Regions from separate parts of the Homo sapiens genome. Here region 1 is linked to region 2. The links are chromatin contacts, found by Hi-C or POLR2A ChIA-PET in ENCODE. All regions are on one chromosome and are shown on one strand. The core of a region is the stretch at or near the end of the contact, and the rest is flanking DNA. Distances in the headings are between cores, read along the strand shown. Region 1 holds the start of SYDE2 (synapse defective Rho GTPase homolog 2). Region 2 holds the start of PRKACB (protein kinase cAMP-activated catalytic subunit beta).

Evidence for each region. A loop is a pair of places that touch in the nucleus more often than their neighbours do. ChIA-PET counts read pairs that join two places held with the same protein, here RNA polymerase II (POLR2A). Pooled maps may share reads with other maps.
Region 1: a loop to region 2 is called in a map of naive thymus-derived CD4-positive, alpha-beta T cell, with 4 times the contacts of the local background. The contact joins the promoter of SYDE2 here to the promoter of PRKACB in region 2. A Hi-C loop is called at or near these places in 1 of 168 maps with a recorded cell type or tissue (naive thymus-derived CD4-positive, alpha-beta T cell) and 6 of 50 pooled maps. POLR2A ChIA-PET finds 5 or more read pairs at or near these places in 2 of 52 experiments (CD8-positive, alpha-beta T cell and MCF 10A).

The regions. Positions count from the first base shown.
Region 1 is chr1:85,199,350-85,205,148 of GRCh38, reverse strand. SYDE2 (synapse defective Rho GTPase homolog 2) reads left to right here and starts at 4,133. Exons shown (of 7, transcript NM_032184.2): 1 at 4,133-4,897. The coding sequence starts at 4,153. It overlaps LOC124904207 (a long non-coding RNA gene), which reads left to right and starts at 4,907. Exons shown (of 2, transcript XR_007066199.1): 1 at 4,907-4,998; 2 at 5,110-5,799. RefSeq lists a silencer at 3,245-4,394 and an enhancer at 4,407-5,018.
Region 2 is chr1:84,142,600-84,148,293 of GRCh38, reverse strand. PRKACB (protein kinase cAMP-activated catalytic subunit beta) reads right to left here and starts at 4,023. Exons shown (of 10, transcript NM_182948.4): 1 at 3,746-4,023. The coding sequence starts at 3,932. RefSeq lists a silencer at 3,955-4,004.

The sequences.
Region 1 (5,799 bases), core at 2,884-5,383, 1.1 Mb before region 2:
TAGGCTGAAGTATATTTTACTCCATACTAACGGAGTTGCATGGCAGACGAGGGAGGTCTACTCCAGGACATCCCTGTAAGGCAGTTTAGGGAGACAATACTGGACAAATGGTAGAGCTAAATTTGCCTTTGGTTCCACTAAGAGTATAATGGAAGACTGAACATCAGTGAGACAGAAATGCACTCTAAATTGACTAGAAAATAACCATAACATACCTAAACACTTCCCTTCTATTACTGTTAAACCTAGCCCTCTGCCTCAACTTGCCCTGCTTTTCTCCCCCTCCTCCCAGATTGAGTCAGTGCTACTCCATCCCTAGTTTGGATCCCTGCCTTACTGGAGCCCTGTTATCCCGTAGTTGTTATATCTTTTGTGACAGTGCCAACACATAGTTAGTAATAGATGGGGCATCAAAATTATTTCCCAGTCACTGAGAAACAAGTATAAACACTGAAAAATGATTCCCATCCCCTAATTTTCATGGGAATCTATGGATTAGAAAGATATGAAAATTGAGATAAGTGAGGGAATAGGATACAAATTGTAAAAAAAGATTTTACAAAGTATAGTTTATGTTCATATCTTGTCATTATCTTAATTATATTAGGCATAATATAAGTTTTGTGGGCATTGTCTCTTTAGAATTACATTTTTACCAACTTTTTATTGATGTGTAATGCACATACAGAAAAGTGGAATTTACATTATTAAGGTCTTTAAATAGTGTCATATGGCCATGACTGCCTTATTAATTTCTGTTGTGACACAAAATGATTAAAATTGTGAATTCATGAGTTAGAACATTCTCAACTTTAAAGAAGCATTAAGTTCAGTCGTGGTATGCTGCATCAAACTTAGTTCTGAGTAACGCCTAGAACAATGCATAGTATTTTATATTGGCCAATAACCAATGTTTTATAACTCCTGAACAAGTGGATAAACTGAATTCGGGATGAAGTTCAATCCAGATCTTCAAGGTTATATTTTTCTACTCATATATATCTATCTGCATATAGATATATATGCAGCTTATAGTGTTCTTAACAGCTATGTTAACTACAAAGCATAAAAAGATTTTGCAACAGAGTTGGAATGGAAACAATTTCTGAGATAGAGATCAAATTGTGTTTATAGAACCATTATTGGCAACTTTGCTATCAGTCATTTCCTGTGGGAATATTTCACTGGGACATAGTTTTATGCCTTGACTATTCATTAAATAGCCTGGGGCCCATGGAATGAAAATATTGTAGAACTACAAATATCAATATATGCAAATTATAGTGTAATATTTCATCACATTTCATTGCATTTTCTTAGATACGAATTAAGATTATTTAACAAACTGTGTCTCTTACTCATCGCAGAAAGAATTTTAAAACAACACTAATATAGCATGGTCTAGTGGAGAGTTAGGCAATAGACTGGAATTAAAGCCACTTGTTCTCTCTAAATTAAAATTGATATTAATTCAAAAATGTTTATTCATCATGCACAATATATAAGATGCTAAAGTTATACTCCTGTGGAGAATATAAAGGTCAATTATAAACAGTTTCTGCCCTTAGGGAGTTTATGAATTTTCTTGTAAAGGAGAAAGGACATGTATACAAACTGTATAAAACAAAAAACAGTAACTATACTATGGGTGGGAATAAAGTAATATTGAAGTTTAGAACTTGAGTTCCCGTCTGGGAGATCAGAGATGACTTCATAAACAAGAAGGCAGTTGAGCTGAGTTTTATTATTTTATTCTTATTATTTTGAGACAGAATCTCCCTCAGTCATCCAGGTTGGAATGAAGTGTCATGATCTCGGTTCATTGCAGCTTCAGCCTCACAGGCTCAAGTGATCCTCCCACCGCGGCCTCTAGAGTAGCTAGGACTACAGGTGCACACCACCACATCTAGCCAATTTTTTTTGTGTTTTTTTTTTTGTTTGTTTTTGTTCCTCGTAGAGACCAGGTTGTGCCATGTTGTCCAGGCTGGTCTTGAACTCCTGGGCTCAAGCAATCTGCCCATCTCAGCCTCTCAAAGTGCTAAGATTACAGGCATGAGCCACCCCGCCTGGCCTAGAGCAGAGTTTTAGAGAGTGGGTAAGATTTCTGCAAATATTCTCTCTTATCTGCAAATCTCAGATGCAGGTAACAATTATTCCAGAAAGCAGAGACTAGGTACTAATAAAGGTAGTATAGTCAAAGCACATTCAGAGATTGGAGCCACTGGACAACAAGAAAACAACTGACATAGGAAAATATACTGCAGTTGCAAATAAGGTAAATTAGGGCAAAATTATTTCATTTTATTCAGTAATGCAAACATTTATTTATTCAACAAATATTTTCTTAAGTATTTGAGTATCTACTAAGTGCACGCACTGTGCTAGGTGTCAGCATATTTATGAGTAACTCAGAAAAAGGCCCTTTCTACTATGTAAACACTAAAAAAAGTAACTCAAATCAGGGATGATAGCACGACTGATTCTTATCAGTCACTGAATCAATTAATCTCTGGCAACGAGGGGTACTTGAGTTTGCAACTGCTGCCCAGAACCTGGAATTTAACGTTTTTGGGAGACAGCCGGTATTTCTAGATTACACTGTGTCTCAACTTCAATTCAATTGCTTCTCAACTCACTATTTAAATTAAAATGAAGTGTTAACTTTTTTATATTAGAAAGCTGCAAACCTGTATGATAATCTTGTAGGTAGGGTGATGAGGGACATAATATTTGTGGCTCCATTTTACAAGTTTTGGCTGATGTAATAATTTTGTTAGCATGCATTAACTGAAATAAAGAAGGAAAAACAGACTTAAAAGAGACATCGGTGGGTGGGTTTTGTTTTGTTTTTGATAAAAGAACTCTTATAGAAAAGGAATCGCTGCAAATTTCTTTTAGCTAGCTAGCTCTCTGGGCGATTAAAATGATTGATACATTTCTAGAACACATGCACCGAGATACACCTGCACTCGTACTTTGTCCGTCAAAACAATCTTTGTTTTCTCTCAAGCTAGGACTTGCTGTGCCTAAGACACACCTCGTGCAGCGGTGGCGGTGAAGGTGCTGGGGTGACAGCCAGGAGGGCACTTTCCCTTTCTCGGGCTCCCTAACCAAAACTTTGCAGCCACCAGCCCAAACTCACGTTCCTGCTCGTTCTTCTTTCCCCTGCCTCAACTCTCCCCGCACCCTTCGCGCTCTGTGCGCCCACCCCTGCTTCCGTCGGTCAGCTTCAGCCGACCTACTACTCAACCTACCGGCCCGCGCCCTCCGCCTCCACCTGCACCACTCGCCCACCCCGAGAACCCACCTCTGCCGCCCCCGGCCCGCGCGCCCCGTCGCGGCCCGGGGCTCCGGGGCATGCGCGTTGCGGCGCCACCGCCCTCCCCCACGCCTTCCCGCGGCAGAGTTATGCCAAGTATGTGAGGAGCCGGCGAGGGCCAGCGCCGGTCATGGGGAGCCGCCGCCGCCTCCGCCTCCGCCTCCGCGAGCGCGGTTTTCTCCCCAGCGGGGCTCCGACCTCTCCCCCTGGCGGGGGTGAGCCTCGCGGCTAAGGCAGAGGGGATGGCGGACCCTCTGAGGAGGACGCTGTCCAGGCTCCGGGGAAGGCGGGGTCCCCGCGGCACCGGGGGGCTAGGGCTCCGGGCGGCAGCCGCAGCTGCGGTGGCGGCCTCTTCGGCAGCCGCGGGAGACGCCTGGGGTGCCGCAGACACCCTCCCACGTGAGCACGCCGGGGGACACGGGCGGAGCCTACAGCAGCCCTCGCCGTCACCTGAGGCGTGGGGTCCCGGGGCGCGGGTCCCCGGAGGGCACCCGGAGCAGTTGGGGGCGCTCGGGCCTCGGCCGCGCGGCGGGCAGGAGGCCGCCCCCCAGAGCCATGGGCTCGCTCACGCCCCTCCGCACTCCCCGGAGGGCTCCGAGGACAGCGGAGAGGAGGAGGAAGACGACAAGGACGAAGACGACTACGACGCCGACTACTACGAAAACCTGCCCGGCGGCTCGCAGTCTGCGCCCGAGCCTGAGGGGGCGGAGGCGGAACGGCGTCCCCCGCCTCCCCCAGCGGCGGGCTCCTCCCTGGGGGCGGAGGGCGGCCGCCTGGAGACAGGCAGGCTGCGGACCCAGTTGCGAGAGGCCTATTATCTGCTGATCCAGGCCATGCACGACCTGCCCCCTGACTCGGGCGCGCGGCGGGGCGGCAGGGGCTTGGCGGATCACAGCTTCCCCGCGGGAGCCCGGGCTCCGGGCCAGCCGCCTTCCCGCGGCGCCGCGTACCGCCGAGCCTGCCCCCGGGACGGGGAGCGGGGAGGCGGCGGACGCCCTCGGCAGCAGGTGTCCCCGCCCCGGTCGCCTCAGAGGGAGCCGCGGGGAGGCCAGCTGCGGACTCCTCGGATGCGGCCGTCCTGCAGCAGAAGCCTCGAGAGCCTCCGGGTGGGTGCCAAGCCGCCTCCCTTCCAGCGGTGGCCGAGCGACAGCTGGATCAGGTGCGGCGCGCACCGGGACTGGGACGAGCCCCCGCCACGTGGAGGCAGGATGGACGGCTGGAGTGGGGACCGCGCCCGGGCGGCTGCACCCACCGGCCTCCAGCCTCCAGGCTGCAAGGACCACGGCTGCTCCTCGGGAAGCCCTTTCAGGGATCCAGCGGGGTCCTCTGTGATACGCAGTGGCAAAGGAGACCGCCAGGAAGGCCCCTCCTTCCTCAGGCCGCCGGCAGTGACAGTCAAGAAGCTGCAGAAGTGGATGTACAAAGGGCGTCTGCTGTCCCTGGGAATGAAGGGTCGTGCCCGTGGGACGGCTCCCAAAGTCACAGGAACGCAGGCAGCCTCCCCAAATGTGGGCGCTTTGAAAGTGCGTGAAAACCGTGTCCTGTCGGTGCCTCCAGACCAAAGAATTACGCTGACAGGTAGGATACTTTGCGATGAAAATGCTAGCACCGCGAGCCTTACTGTTTACCGACTGGGCTTCTGTCTTAAGAGCCAAGAAAAAGTTATGTTTTTGCGACAGGTACGTTACCGGGCGAAAGTAAGTGTCATGTAAGTGGCAGCTTAAAGTAATTTCGGGGTTACTTAATGTAATGCATTTACTCGTTTTGCTTTTTTTTTTCTTTTTAATCAGACAATGGCATGAAGAATTGAGGTTGTGATTTCTTCTCGAAAAACCAGTGTGTCTATTCCCTAAGTATTACCTAAAGGAGTAAAGGTTAAGTATAACACACTTTTAGTAGGTTTACAGATGGGCGGCACTGTCTTGATTTTTATTCTTTGTAGCTCTAGGCAAATCCGTAGACTTTTGTGGAGTTTGTAAATTTGAATTTGATTCAAGGTAGATTTTATAGGCTTCATAAACTGTCATTTTACTCATTACAACTTTTTTTTTTTGCCTCTCCCAGGCACGCACACACATGCATACATACACACAACCAAAAACCCAAACAAATCAAACAAAAAAAACCCTACCATAAGTAGAATTTTTTAGTCAGGTAGTATTTCACATACACCATCTCTCCACCTGCCTCCCCCCGACAAAGAAACCTCAACAAAGTAATCTTTTTATTGTGAAAAATCAAGGACACTAACATTTTAATCAAAAGAAAAATGTTCCTCAGGTAGTTTTGTTTTTAAAGCAGTCATTTGCAAACTTAAATCCTATTTATAAGAGAAGTAAATTAGTTTTTTAAAAAGTATATTGATCCTTATAATAGGATTAAGCTCCCTATTTTGTATGTGCATGATTTTTAACTATCACTGAAGGTTTAGGTTATCAATTCTAGAAACCAGTCAATTATGTTGTAAATATCAAAATATC
Region 2 (5,694 bases), core at 2,774-5,273:
AGAAGGATGAAGGATAGATGAATAGGATACATTGGTGGTTTTGTTACAGAGATGATACCTGAGAGGATGCCTAAAGTATGGGCAAATCTCACCACTGGTAGAAGTGAAGAAAGAGAATTCCAGACAGAAGCAGCAACTTGAACAAGCACTGTTGTAAAAGGAATCCATTATCTGACTATTCATTGCCATGCTGACTGTCACGTCAAAAGCGTTAGTTCTAATTAAATGCCCAGCAAAAACGGAAGATGTATAGTAGCTATACACATTTCTCTGTAGTAAAGTAAGTTAACTTATCCTGTATTATGCTAGTTAAAATCTTTAGGCTCTTTTAACAAAGGTTGCATTATATTATTTTCCACTTTAAAAAACTGCATTGGCTCCCCACTAATACAGCGTAGTACAAAATTCTGGATGTCTAATAGAAAACTTTTAAAGTTTAAATCCAGAACCTAATTTTCTAGACAGTATCTTACTAAACCTTTTAAGTAAGTTCTAAATGTTCATATTTTCAAATACTTGTGTATGTTATTTTCTTAAAATAACCTTCTTCTCTAGGTCTCAAAATTCTATTCATTCTTTAATATTTTTGAAGTCCCCCATTTTCTCTTTAGTAACAACTTTTTTCTTACACTTAGCTTCCACAGTAAGCTTAGACATTTTAAAGCAACTATTTCATTATGCCTTGAATATTATATTATGTTTGCTCTTCTTTTTGGGGGTAAGAACTAGATCTTATTTTTCCTGGAAACTTGCTTACTTACTATGATATAGTAAATACTCAAAAAAGTTTTACCAAATGAGTAGAAATTGACTATTATCAAGAAGCTTATGGAATAGTTTCAAGTGGAAAAAGCTGATAAAAAGACAAAGGTGGAAAGTCTTTTAGCTGAGAAGTTAAAATGATACAGATTCAATGGGCTAACAAATAGGAGGTAAACTGTCTGAGAGATTGTATAAAATTTGCAAAGGTAAAACTGACTGAAGTGGTCTACTGTAACCACTTTATGATTTTGCTAGAGGACATCCATAATCAAAACTGCTCATTTGTTTAATATATTTAAATCTAAGATTTACTAAAATGGATTTGTATTTACAAGAGAAATAGCCTGTCAATTCATAGGAAAAGGGAAAGAAAAAGTATTTGATGGTATTGACCTATTTGCTTCTTAAAATACTGTAGTTAGACCTTCATTAAGTCAGCATTGTATAACTCTACACATTTATGATCAAAGGAAGATTAAAAAGCTAACTATAATAAATTTGCTAGAAAGAGAACTTAACGCATGTCAATGCTCTCATTCATTCTGAGTTGGAACAAAAAGCAGAATTCCTCCATGCTTTTCTTTGAACTTCATGTATTTATATGTGCATGCAATTAGCTGTTACATATTTATTTAATCAAACAGGAATTTCTGTTACTTAGTTTAATAGTAAAAGATGAAACACCTGAGACCACTATGTGGCCTTTGTTCTGTGTTTCTTCCTATACATAATGTCACTGGACACGAAAGAAACTTGGATTGAAGCATGCTGCATTTCATGTCTCCTAAATTGGTAACTGATCTTTATACAAAGGTTTATGAATTTTTTTTGTAAATTGATGTAGTTTCTATGCTTAGTTTATTTCATTATAAAAACACTTTAGGAACAAACATATTCAGTGTTTATCATCAGGAGACATTACATTCCCTTGTCAAATGAGTCATGCAAGTAAACTGCTTTAAGTAGCTTTGAAGAATGTGGTTCATATGAAACTTTGTACAGTCAGAACTCCTTCTATAACTCATTCGCCAAATAAATAAAAATTGTGTTTTCACCACAAAAATAAACCTTGGAATTTTGAAATGATCGGATTCCTCTATTTCAGCTCTATCAGTGTTTTCTCCTCTACAATAATACATTTCATAATAGGAAATTATAGCTTCATGCTACCATACTCATCCTTAGACATAAAATTATTATCTCTATTATGGTATTCAGGGATATAAAAAGGAGAGTCAAGTAGAGGAATGCTTAATTAATGAACATTCAGTTACTCTTTAAGTATTTCTTACATCATGCATATTATTTGCAGCGCTACATGGTTTGCTCCTAATTTTATTTGTGTACAAGAATCCTATTTGTTTTGACTTCACAATAAAAAAAAAACAAAACAGCATTTTATCCAATAGAAATCATGGCTCATGATACTATTTTCCATTACTAGATTTTAAAATATGTTTTAGAAAGCATCACAGATCCCATACATTTAAAAAGTGGTGAAAGTCTAGTTCAAACATAACTTTTAATTATTAAAAACCCCTAACATTCATTTATTTGAGACACTTTTACTAAACACCCACTATATGAAGAGCAGGTATTAATGAAACAGAAATTAATTCAATTCTGTCTTAATTCCTCATTTAACTTTAAATTAAAACATACTTGAAATGCATAAAAATAATTTCCAAAAGGATTTAAAAGACTGCAATTTAAAAGAATAGGGCAAGGACAATAATTAACAAGCTTTTGTTACATGGTAAAGTTTAATATTATACCACTATTTTAATATTCAACAGTTCATTAACTTGAAGATATATATTCATATTCCTCATCCATCAACTTGCTATACAGTAAAGACTATAAATAACCCAAAACCTTTTAAGTGGAAAAAATGCACAAATACATGTTCTTCCTCAATCTCCCAAAAATAGTTTGAAGAATGTAAAAAAATTTCTGATTTAGTAAAAAATTAATTCAAATAAGCTTCTATAACACTGTCAAGGTGCTGTATAAACCTAGGAGTAAATTTTGTAAGCCATTCTTGATTTTGCTGTTGTGGTTGTTAAGCTGAGTTTTCTTCCTTAACTGCTACCAAATACATAAACAGAAAGAGTCAAACGCTAGTGCTATTTGATGATCAAACAAACACACCAAAGAGGGCAAAAGTTTCAAGGGTAATTCTATTGTTCCTCTAATTGGAGTCACAGAAATACCTTGAGGAGGGTCCAAGGTGAGATGTAGAATGGCGGCACTAGTATTGTTTATATGTGCAATTTATCTTTTAGAGTGTATGGCACCAAAAATGGTTCCCCAGCACCATTTTAGCAAAGCTGCAAGTTCAAACATTTTAACATGCCTGAAAGAATGTGATTCATGCATAACCAACTTTTCCTGCATTTGAGTCATATGTATAAATAACATAAAATATAATTATAAAGTTTTTGATATCCATAATGTTATAAGTGTAAGAATTTAGATAGAATAATTATGTTTTATTTTAGAAATTCCTGTTTGTAAAACTGAAATAACTTTCTCACATGCATTTAAAAATAAAACCATGGCAAACACAATAGAAATGTAATTATAAATTCAAGAGTCTTGTTGCCCCTTTCAAAGTTTAAAGCTTATAAATACAAGACATTTTAAGAAGTAAACAGATGGTTGTTTCTGAAACTTAAGTATTTCATTTTTATGTAAGAACAACAAAAAAAAGTACATTAGAAATGATGTAAGAATTTTATAGAAAATCTTGTCACTGATATTGAACTTAGTCAAAAATAAAACCATACAATGATGAAAGCTGAATGATTCAGCTCAACTTATAATCAAGTTTTTATGGAATTCTTTCAACTTCATCTTGCAAAATGTCCTTGTGAAAATCAGAAAACAACAAACAAAAGAGGGTTCTTTATGTTTGATTGTAAAACTCCAATTACCATTTTAGTTGCTAGTTATAATGTATCATTTAAAAAACAAAACTTACTTGATCTGTCCCATAAGGCAGTATGTTCAGAGAAATGAAGGCTGTCATTTTCCAGAGCTGTTTTCTGATCATGTGCAGTACCTTTAGAGTGTCTATGAAATAACCGGCTAGCAAAACCTTCCAATTTCTGAAGAGCTGTAGTTGTACCTGTATACTGGTTACAAGGTGGTTCTCTATAAGCTGCCATTCATGTGCATTTACACTTTACTTAATGTAACTGCAAATGTTTCCAGAAGGAGCTCACAACTTCTTACACAGAAGCTAAGAGCTATGCATGTGTCAAACTTCCTGTTTGCAGGGTATTCAAACCACTACTGCTGTTCTGTTTCCTGTTAATATAAAACAGCACATTACTGAGCTTTTCTTAGCAAAACACTTTTCAGCTAGAGTTGAGGATTTTAAAAACTTGCAATATCTGCCTAAAAGGCTTTATGTTTGGGTGTTTTAATATTAATATATAGGCTAATGAGAGCATTAAATATAAAGCTTTATATATATAGTAGGCTAAACATTCTTTAAAAAGAAAACTAGTTAAACATGTATGACAAGTCTATGCAAACAACTGAAGGCCAAGCTGTCCTCCAAACACAACATGCTAAAGACAGGTTGTATTTTTTCTAGGAAATCAACTAATATACAGATTTTATGAATCCTTATAAGCAGCTAACTTTTCATAAAAAAAAACTAGTATGAAATGGGTATGAAAAAACTCTTGCAAAACAAATTTATAACACGTATAAATAAAACAATGTGAAATAGCACTTTAAAAAATTGAATGTTTCTAATTCATTGATTTAGGCCTAATACATACAGGAACTACATACACTTAGTATGTCAGTATTGCTTATCAAACTTATAATCTGCTGACATATGTCTATTACCAGGGGTACATTTTAAAACATTCTAAAATTTGAAAAGAACAAAATACAAGATTTAAATTATATAAAATCCACCATAGCAAGAAATTTCAATTGAGAGAAAAAAGTTCCTTCTAGTTGGCTGAGACATGTTAATTTTAAAACCTTACCACTGAAGACTACTACTTACCTAAACCCCTGATTTAGTGATCTCACTTAGAAACACCTCTCTATTTTTTTTTAAACGTTGTTTCACTCTGTCTCCCAGATTGGAGTGCAGTGGTGCGACCTCTGCTCACTGCGACCTCCGCTCCTAGGTTCAAGCGATTCTCGCCCCTCAGACATCCGAGTAGCTGGGATTATAGGCGCGCACCACCATGCCCGGCTAATTTTTGTATTTTCAGTAGAGATGGGGTTTCTCCATGTTGGCCAGGTCAGGAGTTGTCTCAAACTCCTGGCCTCAAGCGATACGCCCGCCTTGGCCTCCCAAAGTGCTGGGATTACAAGTGTGAGCCACCGCGCCTGGCCAAAACATCTCTTTTGATTAAAAGTAAGTAAAACTTGCCTTGTCAATTTTCAGGAAAGAAAGTAACCTGTGGCATTTAACAAAAATTTTGAGTACTTGTTTTTTTGACACTAAAGGATAAGAAATTTCCGTGGTTCTCTTTGGAAGCAGAGGGGAGGGGAGGGAAGGGAAGGAAAGGAAAGAAAGAAAAAGGTCTATCTAAAACAATCTATCTAAAAAAATCTTACTTCAGATTTACTGCCAACTGTTTGACAAACATAAAAAATAGAAACAATACTGATAAGTAAAATAAATAGGAACAATAATGTAATCAAATTAGGACTACATAAAAGGCCAATAAGAAAACACTGATTAGTGAATTTTGCCATTTAACAGTTCATTTGTGTATACTTTGTGTAATGGAATTCATATCAATCTAAACAAGTATGTAACAGTATCTATAAGATAAACTTAAATTTATAGCTTTATGTATAAATATTATGTGTGAATAACAGTTAACAAAACACTGACCAATGAATTTTGCCATGTAACAGCTCATTTCTGTATACTTTGTTTTGTGTAATAAA